Regions from separate parts of the Homo sapiens genome. Here all the other regions are linked to region 1. The links are chromatin contacts, found by Hi-C or POLR2A ChIA-PET in ENCODE. All regions are on one chromosome and are shown on one strand. The core of a region is the stretch at or near the end of the contact, and the rest is flanking DNA. Distances in the headings are between cores, read along the strand shown. Region 1 holds the start of GNB1-DT (GNB1 divergent transcript). Region 2 holds the start of C1orf159 (chromosome 1 open reading frame 159). Region 3 holds the start of PRXL2B (peroxiredoxin like 2B). Region 4 holds the start of AURKAIP1 (aurora kinase A interacting protein 1).

Region 1 (3,629 bases), core at 835-3,334:
TCCCAAAAGACTATCACTTCAGATTAGAAAATAACTTATGCAAAAACCTTATCAATAACAATGCTTGCTCCAAAGACCTTATTCAGTATGCAGTTCACTGAAACTTTCCACAAAACTAATACGTCCATTTGCTAATCATGAAAAATAATCTTCATATTTTCTTAATTAATAATCTCACCAGCAACTGCTTAATCACCTAATACTATTTGAGACTAATGTTATCAGATAGATAGCAACATGAAAATACAATGAACCAATGCTCCCCAAAAGAAAACCATAGGTTACCATTTCTACACTATTTACCCATAAGTCCAGTACTGTACACCCTAACTGTAAATGTACACCAACTCCCTTTTCAAAACACAAATTTTAACATCGGCGTTTTCCTTCAGGAGCCCATTTCACAATCTTAAGAAAAAGCTTCCATGAAGACAGGCTGGGCACGGTGGCTAAGGCCGCTAATCCCAGCACTTTGGGAGGCTGAGGCGGGAGGATCGCTTGAGCCCCAGAGTTCGAGACCAGCCTGGTTAACAGGATCTCTTTTACAAAGAGATCCCATCTCTTAAAAAAAAAAAAAAAAAAGGCTTCCATGAAGATGAATTAAGCAAACAAAAGCTGATACTGCTTCTGCATGCTAACCATGTAATTTAACGGACACAAGAAATGTTAAAATATCATTTGAATCAACTATCGATTCACAAGAAAAAATATAGCAGGTTCTTAAAAGTCAAAAGCCTCAGCCGACAGCCCTGTGGAATTTTCAACAGATCTCCCCACTCCCCACCCCCACCCCGCTTCCAGCCGAAAAGCCGATCCAGGCAAGAGGAAGACACCCAGCCTTTGTGCTATTTCCTGTCCTCTCCCCCACCTTCGGGCCTTCGGAATATCGCAAACCGGGCCCCGAAACTCGGCGCGGCGGCGGCCGCCCCACAAAGGCAGCGGTGGGAGCGCCATCTTGGCGCGGCCACCGGGCCCATTCATTCGCGGGGCCGGGCCGGGGTCCGCGCAACCCTCGAGTCGACACGCGCGGGGCGCCAGCGCCGGACAGACCCGGGCCTCGGCAGGAGAAGGGCGAGGCCACAGCGCGACTGCCTCAGCGGCTCGACACAGCGAAAAGGGCCGAAACCGTTATTTTCCCATTTCCCGACGCCGCGCCCGGCTTCCGCTTTAAATCCCTACTCCGACCGCGGCGCGCGGCCCGGCTTCCCCATTTCATTGTTCCCCTTCCCCACGCTCGCGCCCCGCGGCCGCCCGGCCCTCAAAGTCACCCCGATAGGCGGCCCGCGCGGGGGCTCCGGCCGCCGACACCGCCCCGCCTGCAGGCCCGCCCGGCCTTTGTTCTCGCGCCGCGGGCCCGAGAGCCACGTCCGGCTCCCCACGCAGGGCCCGGCCCCGCCCGACCCGCGCCCCCGGGGCCCCGGCCGCCGCCACGGGAAGCGCCCGCGGCGCACACAACCCCGCACCCCGGTGCCGAAACTCGGCCCCCAGCCTTGGGCCTGGGACCCCGGCTCCTCTCCCTAGACCCCGCCCTCGACCCCGACCCTGCACCCCGAACCTCGGACCCCAGCCCCCGGCCCCCCCTTCGGACGCCGCCCGCCGCACCCGGGCGGGGCAGGAAGACGCGGCCCCGACCGGCGGGTGGGGTGGGGGCGGGGCGGGCGCCCCCAGGGCGGGCGGGTGGACGAACAGGACCCGGGTCCGGGGCTGGGGGCTGCCGCGCTCACCTCAGCGCCCTCGTCGCGGCCTGACGCGCCCACACCGCCGCCTCGGCCGCCGCTCGGCAGGTCGTCGCGCTCGGGCCGCGCTGCGCGCTCCGCGGGCGCTGCGGGCAGGTGCGCGCCGGCGAGGCTCGGTCCAGTCCCGCCGCGGCGGCTGCTCCACTCCCGGCCCCGCTCCCCACTCGCCGCCCGCTCCCGCTCCCGCCGCCGCCGCCGCCGCCTCCGTCCGCCCCTCAGACGCCTCCAGCCATCGGGATGGGCGCGGCGGGCCCCTGCCCGCAGCCTCGGAAAACCCCACGCGCTCGCGTCACCACGCACGCCGCGCGTCGCGCGCGCTCGCCAGGCCCGACGGGCACGCGCACGCCTGTGCGCGTCCAAACCGCATCGGGCCCCGAGCGCGTGTCCGAGCGGCTTAAAGGGGCCGTGCTGCTGCCTTCGGGTACCGCTGCCCCGGGAGACCCCCGGCGGCCCGGCCCTGCGGGGACCGGGCGGGATGGGGACCGGGGCAGTGGACCCTCGGAGTTGGGATGGGGCGGGGGGAACGCGGGCGTGGAGCCCTCCGGGGACAGGGTAAGGTTGGGTAACCGTGGGCGGGGGCTCCTCCAGGGGCGGGGGTGGGGTAACGGCGGGCGGGGGGCACTCAAGCGACAGGGCAGGGGCGGGAAGGCCGCGGGCGGGGGCGGTCCCTCCGGGGACGGGGCGGGTGGGGGCACCGCGGGCGAGATCGCTTCCTGCAGAGGAGGCAACAGGCCCCGCTAGCAGGTCAGGGTCCCGGGCAGGCGCAGGTGCCCCCCGGCCTCTCAAGCAGGGACTGCGGCGAGCTCAGACGCGGCTGACGGGCAGAGACTCGCGCTTGGGCTCAGTGCGTGTGAAGTGGGCCTCGGGCTGCGGAGGAGGGCAGCACCCCGTGGCTCCTCGCGCTGCTGCGAGCAGGGCCGCCTGGCAGGGGCGGGGGCCGGTGGGCGGGAGTGTCGGGGTAAGGCCGCGGACTCCTCCCATGCCGCTGAGCAGTGGACAGCGGGGACTGGAGACCTCCAGGTGAGGAAGGGGAACGAAGTCAAGAAGGCCACATGTCCTGGCTTCCAGGCTTGGTGTCCTCAGAAGCCTCCAGAACGTCCATGGAACCCGCCCCTGCGCCCACCGCCTCCTGCTGTCTTTCCAGCTGAGTTCCGGCTGCCCCTCACCCTCGGCTTCTTCACTCTGCCTCTCCCCAGCCAGCGCCCTGCTCCCCGGTCCTCAACCACCACCTTCCACCTGCCTGGGCCTTCATCGCCTCCGAGCTCCCCTTCCACACCAAACCTGGCGTCCGTTTTCCTCCAGGCCTGCACCAGCACAGCTGAAGGGGAGAGAGACCCAACCTCATCCACTGGGCCTCCCCTCAACCAGGGCCACAACCTCAAGGGGCCATGCCACCTCCAACACCTATTTCCCACCTTCTACTCTCTCCACACCCTGGGACACCACCCGCCTCTCTCAGCTGACGTTTTCCTTCTTGTTTTGTGTGCATGGTGCTTGTGTGAGAAAGTGGACACACAGTAAGTGCGGCTTCCAGATGCGTCCGCCACCTGCCCTCCGTGCCACGCGCTTCCCCCTACCTAGGGGAGCCTCCACCAGACAGGGAACCCACGCCTTGCCACCCTTCTCTCTCCCTCCCACTTCACCTGTCCGCATCATTTCTGGAGCCCTTTCTTTCTGGCACGAGATGCTCCAGGGCCCTGTTGTATTCTCCCTGCCCCAGCCTGAACCCAGCTATTTCTGCTGCAGCCTGGTTCATTGTGGGAGAATGTCATGCAGAGCCCGGGATCTGGCTCCGGATGTGCTCATTGCTACTGGGGTGTCATTGCAGCTGGCGGAGCAAGGGAACACATCTATGTACATGCCCACACGCATATGTATACACACAGTTTCATG
Region 2 (3,629 bases), core at 332-2,831, 780 kb before region 1:
GTATCTCAGGGGTTCCCGGGATGCTGCCTGTGCACCCCAGGGCTGAGGTGACTGCGTGTGGAAACACCTGCCTGACTGGCTTTTAGGAGGAGTACTGGGGGCGGGATGTGTGTCAGGAAAACAACGTTTCTGTATAATTCATAAACATGTATGTTAAAAACAACGTGGCCATGACGGATCCTGGCTGAATGCAAACGGGGAACATAAACCTGAGTAATCAGGCGCATCACTGAACATCCCAGGCGGCCGCCCCTACCCTGGGGCTCAAAACCGGCTCCCTCTGCGAGGGTTTCCCAGGTTAAGCCATCAGGAAACAGGAAGACGCCTAAGAACGATACACTGGACTTTGGGGACTCGGAGGGAAGGGTGGGAGGGGGACAAGGATAAAAAGCTACAAATAGGGTGCAGTGCGTACTGCTCGGGTGATGGGAGCACCAAAATCTCACAAATCACCACTAAAGAGCTTACCCATGTAACCAAGTAACCAAACACCACCTGTACCCCAGTAACTTACGGAAAAATAAAAGAGGAAGACGCAGCTCTGCCTTCTCTGCACACCCTGGTAATACTAAGAAAAATGAAAACCAAAAAAAGGAGGCCAAGTTTGACATCCTGAAATTTAACAGGACGAGGCGGCTAAGAATTCAGCCACAAAATAGTTCCCGGGGAAGAAGCCGCGTTTGCTTTGAAACGCGGTAAGAAATGCCCCCGAACACCTGGGCTTAAATTACACCCAAACTCAATCATCGACTCGCTGCCACCGGAACACGCGCTCCCGAAAAACTGCACCCCGACTAGCCCTCGGCTACTCCAGGTGACAAACGGACAAAAACAAATCCTAAAGCCTCGCGGGAAAAAGACCTGAATCGTGGCCGACTTCTAGGACACCGGGGACCGCGCCGGTGCCCCCACTCCCGGCTGCCGGGAAGGCGAGGCGAACGCGCCCCCTTTCTTCCCCCGGGCGCCCGTCCCATCCCCTCCCCAGGGACCCCCTCCCTGCCCCGAGAACCCCCTCCCCTCCCCAGGTGCCCCCTCTCCCCCAGAGACCCCCTCCCCTCCCCAGGGACCCCCTTCCCTGCCCCGGGAACCCTTCCCCTCCCCAGGGACCCCCCTCCCTCCCCAGGGACCCCCTCCCCTCCCCAGGGACCCCCTTCCCTGCCCCGGGAACCTTTCCCCTCCCCAGGGACCCCCCCTCCCCGCTCCGGGAACCCCCTCCCCTCCTTAGGGACCCCCTCCCCACCCCTCCCCGGGGTCCCCCTGCCCTCCTCAGACGCCCCTTCCCCTCCCCAGGCGTCCCGCTCAGCCCGGGCGCCTTTCCCCCATAGGACCGCGGCCAGGCTCGTTGGGAGGCGGCGACGAGGACGCGGGCCCAGGCGCTGGCGGCTCCTCCGCGCGCCGCACAATGGGGGACGCGCAGGGAACGTCCCTCGGGCCGGGCCAGGGCCGCCGACCTTTGTCTGCCTCTCGCACTCCCTGCGCCGACCCGGCCGCCCAGACGGACCCCAGCGCCCCAACCCGCTACCCTCACGCCTGCCCCCAGCCCCTCACTCACCCCGGCGCCCTCCGGGTTTCTCTTTCGTACACCCCGCCCTCAGGCGGTGGCGCCGCGCCCCCTGGGACTTGTAGTCTTTCTTCCGCCCCGGCCCCGGCGCCAGGCCCCGCAGCTCCCAAAGAAAACTACAACTCCCGGCGGCCCGCGCGAGAGCCGCCCTCGCCTGGTGGTACCATCGCGCGCGGCCGTGGGTGGGGCGCCGGGGCGGGGCGCGAAGCGCCCTGGGAAATGTAGTCCTAGAAGAACCAGCGCATGTCTCGGGTCCCTGACACGGAGGGACTACATTCCCCCGGATTCCTCGCGCGCCGGCTGCTTGGCGTTGCCGGGAGACGGGGCGGGGCGTCGTCGGGGTCTCCCGGGCGACCGCACAAGCGTCGGCGTCCTTAGCGTTCCGCCGGTTTAGGCGGAGGCGGAGGCGGAGCGTTTGGGGGCGGCCGGGGCGGCTTCGGCTTCATCGGAGAAGGCGGCGCGGCTGCACCAGGTTTGGCCGCGGGCGCGCGGGGCCAGCGCCCTCCAGACCCACGGAGCGCCCCGAGCGCCTCGCGAGCCGCCGCCAAATGCGCCCCAGGTCCGCGGCCGGCGCCAGTGCTGGGACCTCGGCGGCCGGTGTCGGAGCGCGGCGGGAGAGACCCTGCCTTGGGTGCGGGACTGGGACGGCTCGGACCCAGAGGGCTCCCGGGGCTTCGCCTCTCGGACGGGTCAGGGCTCTGCGGTCTCAGGACGCTCCCCCGTGAGTCTCGGCGGCCCCGGGGTCTGGGCGGCGTCGCTGCCCCACAGGCCGGGCGCGTGGGTTTTTCCGGGGCTCTGCCTCTGAGCCACCCTCGGAGAAAAGACAGCTCTGTGCGTCCCGCGGCGCCCGCAGCTTTCGGCAAACATGTTTAAAGGAGCTCCCCGAAGGAACTGGGGACGTCCGTCCGCTCATCAAAGGCTTCAATCCTGTCGGTGTCCCCGGGCCCTCTCCTAGCTGGGCCAGCGCGCAGGGTGGGGGGGCGCTGCAGGTGTCGCGGCCCCCCCCAACCTCCGCAGACCCTTCCAACCCCTCAGACCCCCCAAAACCCCCAGATCCCCCAACCCCCCATATACCCCCAACCCCTCAGACCCCCCAACCCCCCAGACCCCCCAACCTCCCAGGCCCCCAGACCCCCCAGCTCCCTTGCTCCCGGGAGCTCCCAGGCCCGTCCTGCATGCGCCTTGGGGTTGTTCCTCCTTGATGGACGCCGCCTCCGGGTTCCATCCCAAGTTTAAATGCCAGAGATTTCAATGGAAATAAAGCCCCCATCTTAACAGCGTGAGGATGTTTTGTAAACAGTATTGGGGACAGCTGGGGAAGTCACATTTGTGTCTTCTCTTTAGAGGGACAGTGTTCGCCTGAGGGTCCATCCCAGGGTTCCCTCAGGGCCTCTGGAGGAGTTGATGCCACCAGTGTCTGGCCGTGGGACACCTGGGCGTGGGCGCCCAGCACCAGGGGTTCGCTGACAGCTGCAGGGTTTCCGGCCATGCGCCCGCGGACGTGCAGCTTCTGTGTCGGTCCCATTAAGAGGAACCTGGCCTGGGCGACGTTTGAGGACCACGGGGAGGACACAGTCGCGGTCCCCTTCTCGGAGTCCAGTCTGTGCCACAGGCTCTTGCCGTCTGCGGCAACTCATTGTGGAGCTGAGCCAGTGTTTCCACTTCCTTTTTGTTTTTTTGTGTTTGAGAGGATTTCACGCTGTCACCCAGGCTGGATGCAGTGGCATGATCGTGGCTCACTGCAGCCTGGACCTCCTAGGCTCAAGCGATCCTCCACCTCAGCCTCCAGAGTAGCTGGGACCACGGGTGTGTGCCACCATGCCTTGACACATATTTCTTTATTTTTTTGTAGAGACGGGGGTCTGTTTTGCCCAGGCTGGTCTCAAACTCCTGGGCTCAAGCAGTCCTCCCGCCTGGCCCTCCCAAAGTGCTGAGACTACAGGCGTGAGCCACCATGCCTGGCGTCCACTTTCTTGACTATTTCCTGAAGACCAGCGTTTCCCGGGTGGTTTCACAGCTGCGGAAGCTGCCTGTGTCAGTGTCAAGTCCCTACCCCTCGGCTTGGCCT
Region 3 (3,629 bases), core at 544-3,043, 700 kb after region 1:
TATTTTCTTATGGCTTCTCAGCCTCCCAGCCACCTTCTGCTCTGCATCACTGGAGCTGGGAGGCTGCAAGCTCCTTTCCCACTCTCCTCTGCCCGTTGGCTTCCAGTGAGGCTCCTGCAGCGATGGCGTTGGTGGGAGATGCCAGGCGAGGAATTGATCTCGCATTCTCGTTTCTGGGAACGTCTCTGAAAATGGCTGAATCCCGTCTGGGATCCCAGCTCCCAAGGAGGCGGCAGCTTGCTCACTGCTTGCACAGCCCCAGACGGCAGAGGGGCCCTCTCCTGCACAGCCTGAGACAGTGGAGGGGCCCCCTCCTGCACAGCCCCAGAAGATAGAGGGGCCCCCTCCTGCACAGCCCGAGACAGTAGAGGGGCCCCCTCCTGCACAGCCTGAGACGGTGGGGGGGGGCCCTTCCTGCCCAGCCCCAGATGGTAGAGGGGCCCCCTCCTGCACAACTCCAGAGGGTAGAGGGCCCCTCCTGCACAGCCCGAGACGGTAGAGGGGTAGCCCTGGTCTCTGGGGGCTGCACTCCTGGGCTCTGGAGCTGCCACAGCTCCTCCCTCCTAGTGCTTCCCCTTCCTTGTTTTGCTTTTTGCCCTTTCTGACATAGTGACGACTTCCGTTTCGCAGTCTGGACCTTCACCACCCCAGGGCGAGGGCACAGGCGAAGCAGCAGCACCCCCCCGGGGCCTCTCTTTATTTGGAATACAGTGTGGGGGCTCCCCCTTCCTTCTCCAGCCCGCCCAGGCCCCTGGAGCTGTCCTGGGGCCTGGGGAGTGAGGACCCGTGCCAGCAGCACAGACTCTGCCAGGCCGGGCCCGCTCAGGTGGGAGCCCAGGCCGGGTGAAGCTGTGACCCGGCCCTCACCCCAACTCGGTGACAAAAGCTATCACAGGGCTGCAGTGGGGGAGGAACAGGACGCATCTGCCAGGCACCTGACCCGCAGTGCACTTCTGGGAGCTGTGCTTATCTCCCCGGGGTCTATTTCGCCCCAAGGTTTGGCGGGTTAAAAGCTGATATGCAACCGGCACGACATGAACAGTATTTCATGATTAAAGACATCGCGTCCATGTATAATTGAGATGCTGCCGCATTTGCGGGGATTTTCAAGCGAAAACCAGGCCACGTGGAAAGGCTAAGCCCTCGCACCCCCCCGCCCCCCACTGCTGGGACCCCCGCCCCGCGGGAGACCCCGGCCCGCGGTCCCCTATGCCCGCGACCCCTGCGCTCACCCTCTCCCCTCAACCCTGAGTCCAGCCCAGTCTCGCGCGAGGCCGCAGGGAGACCCCCGCCGCTCCCTGGACCACCCCTGGGCCCACCGTACCCAGCCGCTCCCCGGCGCCCCCCGGGACGACCCCGAGCCGGCTGCCCGCCTCCCGCCGCATTCCGCACAGGCGCACCGCGCACCGAGGGCCGCACCGCCCAGCTCCGCCTGCTGCGCCAATGGCCGACGGGGTCCAAGTCGGCGGCCCAACGGAGAGGCGGGGCTAGGGGCGGGACCAGGACGCGGGACAGCAACTGTCCCGCAAGGCCCGGATTGAGGAGGCGGGAGGGACCGAAGCAGGCGGACCCAGGATTTGGCGCCGCGATCTCGAGGCTTGGCCTGGAGTAGGAGGGGAAACAAGGCGGGACTAGGGGCGAATCCGAGGGGGCGGAGCAGGGCTCGGGGTGCGGTCGGGGGCGTGGCCGGGGCGCGCTGCGGCCATCTTGGGGGCGGGCCCGGGGCGGAGACGAGCCCGAAGGGGCGGGGCCTCGGCGGCAGCAAGAAAGGCGGGACCGGGGCATCTCGGGGCGGGGCTTGGGGCTGGATCTATGAGCCGGGAGCGGGGATCCAGGAGCGAGGAGCCGGGAGCGGGGAACAGGGAGTCGGGGAGCCGGGAACCAGGGCTGGCAGCGGCCGCCATGAGCACGGTGGACCTTGCTCGCGTGGGCGCGTGCATCCTGAAGCATGCGGTGACCGGGGAGGTGAGGCCGGGTGGACGCAGGGCGGTGGGCGCGTCCCTGGCTCCTTGCCCGGGCGTCCTGGCAGCGATGGGGTGGTGGGGGCCGCGGGGCCTGGGCGGGGCTGGGGGCAACGGGGCGCGCCCATGACCCAGCCGCCCGGCAGGCCGTGGAGCTGCGGAGCCTGTGGCGGGAGCACGCGTGCGTGGTGGCCGGGCTGCGGCGCTTCGGGTGCGTGGTGTGCCGCTGGATCGCCCAGGACCTCAGCAGCCTTGCTGGGCTCCTGGACCAACACGGCGTGCGCCTGGTGGGCGTAGGGCCCGAGGCCCTGGGTCTGCAGGAGTTCCTGGACGGCGACTACTTCGCGGGAGGTGCGTCCTGTTCCCCGCCGCGGCGGCGCACATACCCTTCCCTAAGCTCAGGGCGTTCGGGGCCCTTTCCTGCCCAACCCCGGCCCTTCTGTCTGCTGGAGCGGCCTTGATATGCCCACGGGTCAGCGTCCCTCATCTCTCCCTGCCTCCCCGCCCCGCAGCTGGTGGCTGGGTGGTGCCCTGCACAGACCTGGGCCCAGCAGCAGAGTCTGGACGAGCTCTGCCCCGCCGGCTCCACCTGTTGCCTCTGGGACTCAGCCCCTCTTCTGAGGGGAGGGGGGACACTCAGCCCCGTTTTACCCCTCCCTGCCCTGCGGGGGTGGGCTGAGCACGGAGGGTGGGCAGAGGAACAGAGGGTCGGAAGGAGGAGGGCGATTCTTTGTGGTGAGTGGGTTGGGGGCTGGTTCTGCGCCTGGGGCACACACATGTGGCTTCCGCTTTCCAGAGCTCTACCTGGATGAGAGCAAGCAGCTTTACAAGGAGCTAGGCTTCAAGCGGTGAGTGGGGGCGGGAACCCTTGGGTAGCGTGGGGTGGGGGGCCCAGGGGTTCCCACCGCTCCCTGCCACCTCCTCTCCCTGCTGCCCTCTGTGGTGCTGTCCACTCGGGCCTTCCTGGGCAAGGCGGCTCTGGTGGCACTGTTGACCAGCCCTTCTGCCAGGCCTTCTCTTGGGTGCTGGGTGACTGTAATGAGCCACCTCGTCCGGGGCTTACTCTCGGTGTCCAGACCACCTCGTGGGGTGGAGCCTCGTGGCCCATCAGGGGCCATCCTAGCTTTCTGGTGTCTGTGCCACAGGCTGCTTCCTTTGCTTGGCAGTTGCCAGCTGAGCCAGATCCCTGGGCACACCCAGCCTGGGGCCCCATCCATGCTCCCTGCACCCTCTGTGGACCCTCGGCTAGCAGCCACTGGGCTCGGTGTCCAACCTGCCGGTGGGCTGGGCTGGCTACTGATCTGGTCGCCTGTGCCATCTCTGAGCCCTGGTGAGGCGGGTGGGTGGGGTGGGGCCTGACCTAGGAACTGGTCTCATGGACACTGGAGCAGGCTCTGGACCCAGGCTTCTCCGGAGTTTGGCCAAGCGACCTGGTGTCTTCGCAGGTACAACAGCCTGAGCATCCTCCCAGCAGCTCTGGGGAAGCCCGTGCGTGATGTGGCTGCCAAGGTGTGTGCGGGTCAAGGGTGTACAGGCCGGGGGGTGGTGGGAGCTCCCAGGAGCCTTTCTTCTAGGATTGACTCAGGCTGTACCCACTCCTGACAGGCCAAGGCTGTTGGCATCCAGGGGAACTTGTCTGGGGACCTGCTGCAGAGCGGAGGGCTGCTG
Region 4 (3,629 bases), core at 533-3,032, 520 kb before region 1:
CCCCTGTACTTCTGCCATCCGGGTCGGCCTCCCCAGGGAATGTGGTGCTCAGGGAGGGGCTGTGGGATCTGTTCACAGTGATCCCACAGCACCTAGCCTGAACTGCACACAGCACACATTTGCTCACAGCGAGGCTGGGGCTCCTACAGGCCCAGCACCCTCTGGACGGCGGCCAAGAGCCAGCTAGAGAGAGGGACGGCCAATCTGCCACCCTGCTGCCCGGGTCTTCTGCAACACCTGGGACTGGCAGCAGCCTCAATCCTGAGAGACCTCACACCCGGCAAATGGAGCTCCAGACCCGCAGGAAAGGCTGAGTCCTCTGAGAATTTATTACTACGGATCACAGCAGCAACGGGCGGGAAGGGCGGCGCCAGACTCATTTGCCCCGCAGGTAGATCTTGGGGGTCTGCCAGCCTTCGGGGGCTTCCTTTAGCCCCGCCTTCAGCCAGATGCGCCTCAGGTCTTTCTCGAACTTGATCTGCAAGACGCAGAGAGAGGGACCGCCAAGTAATTCGTGGCAAAGAAACGTGTTCTCAGCACTTTGCCCTCCCAGGGCCAAGCAGGGGGCCACTCACCTGCTTGCGTCTCAGGCGTCCCTCCTGGACCTTCCTCCGCAGGAACCGCGTCTTCTTCACCAGCTTCCGGTACTTGTGGTGGTTCATCTTCCGCCGGCGGATCTTCAGCACGTTTTTGCACTGAATTTGAGGCGCATCCGCGACGCCTTCATCCCCCTGCTCGGCCCCTTCCCCTATCTGGCTGGGCGGACACTGGTAGGATTGCGGTGGAGCCACAGTCCCTGCGGTCCCGGTATCCAGTCTGGGCAGGAAGCAGCGGGCCGTGAGCCAGCTCTCCAGGGGGCTGACGGACATCTTCCTGGGGACCAGCATCTCCTCCAGCTCCAGCTGGGCCCCCTTGCGAGGGAGAGAGGCCGCCCTACCTGGGCCGGCCGGCGATGTGCTGTAAAGGGGCCCGCAGACCCGGCTGCCCAGCACTCCAGAGACGGGCCAAGGCGGGCGGCCGCCTGCAGAAAACCAGACGCCACGGTCACCGCTCGCGAGACCACACAGGCCCGTCGGGTTGAGGAGCAGCAGGTTCGTCCCAGCGAGGATCCCCCGCACCTCATTCCTGGCCTGAACCCCTGAGGTTCCCTCTGTGAGCATCGGAAGCTTAGAGGGGAAAGAGTGTGTGTGTGGCCACCGGCCCTGCCCCAGCGGAGCTGCTGAGACCCGCACTCCTAACCAGGTGTGCATCCTCCCATCCGCCCCCGCGCGGCTTCCTACCTGCCCAAGGAACGGCCCTCAACAGCTGGGAAGTCAGGCGCCCCAGGAGCATGGTCTGTGGGCGGCGGCCACAGGTCCCAGGGGAGCTGGAACACAAGTGCCCGTTCAGGTCAGGCGGCAGCGCCTTCAGTAGTCGCGGGCGGGCCGGGACTGGGGCGTCTGGTCCCGCCGCGACCCTCGCTTCCCTTCTCCCTCCGCCACCCCAACCCACAAGGAGGACTTTGCTTCCAACACAGCTCGCGCCCCGAGGCTCCCAAGCCCCCGACGCGGGCGGTGTCGCGCTCGGACGCACCGAAAGGTCCCAGAACGGGGAGGCCGGCCCCCTCCCCGGGTTCACCCCCGCGCGAATCGCGTTGCCTGGCGCCCGGACCCTCTCGGCTGGACCCCGGGCCCGCCTGCCGCAGCGCCCGGCGCCCTCAGGCCTCCCGCTGACCCTTCCCAAGCCCGACCTCGACGCGGCTCAAATTGACCGTTCTGCGGCCGCCCTCGGGCACTTCCGGTCCGTCCCCAAGTCGGCCCCGATCGGCAGCGGCCACCCGGCGGTTCCTACGCACAGCGCCCGCTGGCGTCCTCGCGGCCCCCGATTCTGCATTGGCTCAGGCCCCGCCGGGCCCGAAAGGCGACGGTTTCCGGTTAGTGGAATCACGGTCCCAGTCCTCGCGCGGTTCCTCAGCTCCGCCTGGTCCCTTACGGAGGCAAAAAACTACATTTCCCACAATCCCAGGGGGTGCGGGCCCTGGATATACCCGCAGGTCCAGAATCGTTTCCGGACCACCCAGGGGCCGGATTCCCAACGGGCCGACGGAAGTGCGGGCTCAAGACTACGGAAGTGACGTATCTGGCAACGGAAGTGGAGTTACGTGGAAGGCGGAAGCGTCTAGAGCTATTTCCCCCGTTTTTGCTAGAGACCAAGGACCCGGAATAAGCACTGAGCCTGCGGTACCGGGCCTCCCCGACTCCTCATTCCTGGGGTTAAAAAAAAAAAAATAAGACGCAGGCTGGGCGCGGTGGCTCAGGCCTGTAATCCCAGCACTTTGGGAGGCCGAGGCTGGTGGATCACCTGAGGTCAGGAGTTCGAGACCAGCATGGCCAACATGGTGAAACCCCGTCTCTACTAAAACTACAAAAATTAGCCTAGCGTGGTGGCAGGCGCCTGTAATCCCAGCTACTCGGGAGGCTGAGGCAAGAGAATCGCTTGCGCCCAGGAGGCAGAGGTTGCGGTGAGCCGAGATCGCACCACTGCACTCCAGTCTGGGTGACATAGATCCTGTCTCAAAAAAATAAATAAATAAATAAAATAAAAATCAGACTCACACTTTTTGTCTGAGAACTAAAAGCAGCCTCTCTGGTGGATTGGGTTTGGCTGAGCCCCTAATGATGCTCCCCAGAGTAGGCGCTGCCAACGTGTAGCTTCACCTTTCTACTCCAGACAGGCCCCTTTGACCTCCGTGAGGTTGGCTAATATAGAGACCCCAGCATGGACTTGCAGGGGCGCCTGGTGGGAGAGGGGTGTGGAGCAGAGCCTGCTGGGCCTGCTCGGAGACTTGCCTTGCAGGAGGGTCTTCCAGGGACGCTTAGCAGGAAGTGGAAAGGCCAGGTCATCTGCCGGGCCCAGCCTGGCTAAGCAGTGAGTGACAGGTAGGATAGGCCAGTGTGAGGACATAAAGTTCAGGCTCCAGGCCCACCTCTACAACTGAGGTCCCCAGATGACTCTACGTTACCCCTCAGAGGGGCTACTTGGGACTCCAAGCAGGAAGGTTTACGAACGTTATTTGCGGGCCCGCCCTTCACCCCTGCTGCACAGCTTCCCCTAGTGGATTTGGCCGTAAATGAGCAGACTGGTGCCTCCAGAGCAGCCCTCACCTTGGTGCCCCTGTGTTTGTCTTCACCCGGCTGGGGTCCAGGGAGATGCAAAGAATCCATCAGAGAACAGGTGAGCATGTTGAGAAGAACCAGAGAACCAGAAATAACCTGGGCTGGCAACCTTGGCCTTCAGGCTTCTGAGGCATTGACGTGCAGATATAAGTACCTCCCCTGAGTTAGGGACTGGTAGAAGAAACGGGATGTGGACATTTCAGTCTGAGAAAGTCTTGAGGAGCAGGATGAACCAGGGTGTCCTTCCCCCTCTCAGGAAGTAATTTCAGGGAGGTGAAGTGAGGAAGACCACTCTGTTGGGGTCCCTGTACCCAATAGGCTCCAGGCCAAAAGGGAAAGGTCCCAGCTAGAGCAGGACCCAGCTGCTACAAGGCTGGGGAATTATCATTCAGCTACAGGAGCTGCATGGAGCCGGCCCGGGAGGCTTGCAGACAGTGGCCACCCCGATGAATGCCCGGGCCAGACCTGACTGGC

The links. A loop is a pair of places that touch in the nucleus more often than their neighbours do. ChIA-PET counts read pairs that join two places held with the same protein, here RNA polymerase II (POLR2A). Pooled maps may share reads with other maps.
Region 2: a loop to region 1 is called in a map of naive thymus-derived CD4-positive, alpha-beta T cell, with 18 times the contacts of the local background. The contact joins the promoter of C1orf159 here to the promoter of GNB1-DT in region 1. A Hi-C loop is called at or near these places in 1 of 168 maps with a recorded cell type or tissue (naive thymus-derived CD4-positive, alpha-beta T cell), 1 of 37 single-sample maps with no recorded cell type and 9 of 50 pooled maps.
Region 3: a loop to region 1 is called in a pooled map, with 5 times the contacts of the local background. The contact joins the promoter of PRXL2B here to the promoter of GNB1-DT in region 1. A Hi-C loop is called at or near these places in 3 of 37 single-sample maps with no recorded cell type and 6 of 50 pooled maps. POLR2A ChIA-PET finds 5 or more read pairs at or near these places in 2 of 52 experiments (GM12878 and activated CD4-positive, alpha-beta T cell).
Region 4: a loop to region 1 is called in a pooled map, with 7 times the contacts of the local background. The contact joins the promoter of AURKAIP1 here to the promoter of GNB1-DT in region 1. A Hi-C loop is called at or near these places in 1 of 37 single-sample maps with no recorded cell type and 8 of 50 pooled maps. POLR2A ChIA-PET finds 5 or more read pairs at or near these places in 5 of 52 experiments (BJ, GM10248, WTC11 and 2 more).

The regions. Positions count from the first base shown.
Region 1 is chr1:1,889,096-1,892,724 of GRCh38, forward strand. GNB1-DT (GNB1 divergent transcript) reads left to right here and starts at 2,085. Exons shown (of 2, transcript NR_168264.1): 1 at 2,085-2,288; 2 at 2,805-3,629. It overlaps GNB1 (G protein subunit beta 1), which reads right to left and starts at 1,992. Exons shown (of 12, transcript NM_002074.5): 1 at 1,725-1,992. RefSeq lists an enhancer at 1-4 and silencers at 1,307-1,496, 2,057-2,246, 2,367-2,466, 2,527-2,776.
Region 2 is chr1:1,114,508-1,118,136 of GRCh38, forward strand. C1orf159 (chromosome 1 open reading frame 159) reads right to left here and starts at 1,582. Exons shown (of 10, transcript NM_017891.5): 1 at 1,553-1,582. RefSeq lists silencers at 1,273-1,872, 2,043-2,162, 2,203-2,252.
Region 3 is chr1:2,584,984-2,588,612 of GRCh38, forward strand. PRXL2B (peroxiredoxin like 2B) reads left to right here and starts at 1,794. Exons shown (of 7, transcript NM_152371.5): 1 at 1,794-1,965; 2 at 2,108-2,312; 3 at 2,758-2,809; 4 at 3,407-3,470; 5 at 3,567-3,629. The coding sequence starts at 1,903. RefSeq lists an enhancer at 2,602-3,234.
Region 4 is chr1:1,373,425-1,377,053 of GRCh38, forward strand. It overlaps AURKAIP1 (aurora kinase A interacting protein 1), which reads right to left and starts at 1,783. Exons shown (of 4, transcript NM_017900.3): 1 at 1,730-1,783; 2 at 1,281-1,366; 3 at 576-1,021; 4 at 312-478. The coding sequence starts at 1,332. The coding sequence ends at 377. RefSeq lists silencers at 1,524-1,573, 1,594-1,773 and an enhancer at 1,569-2,474.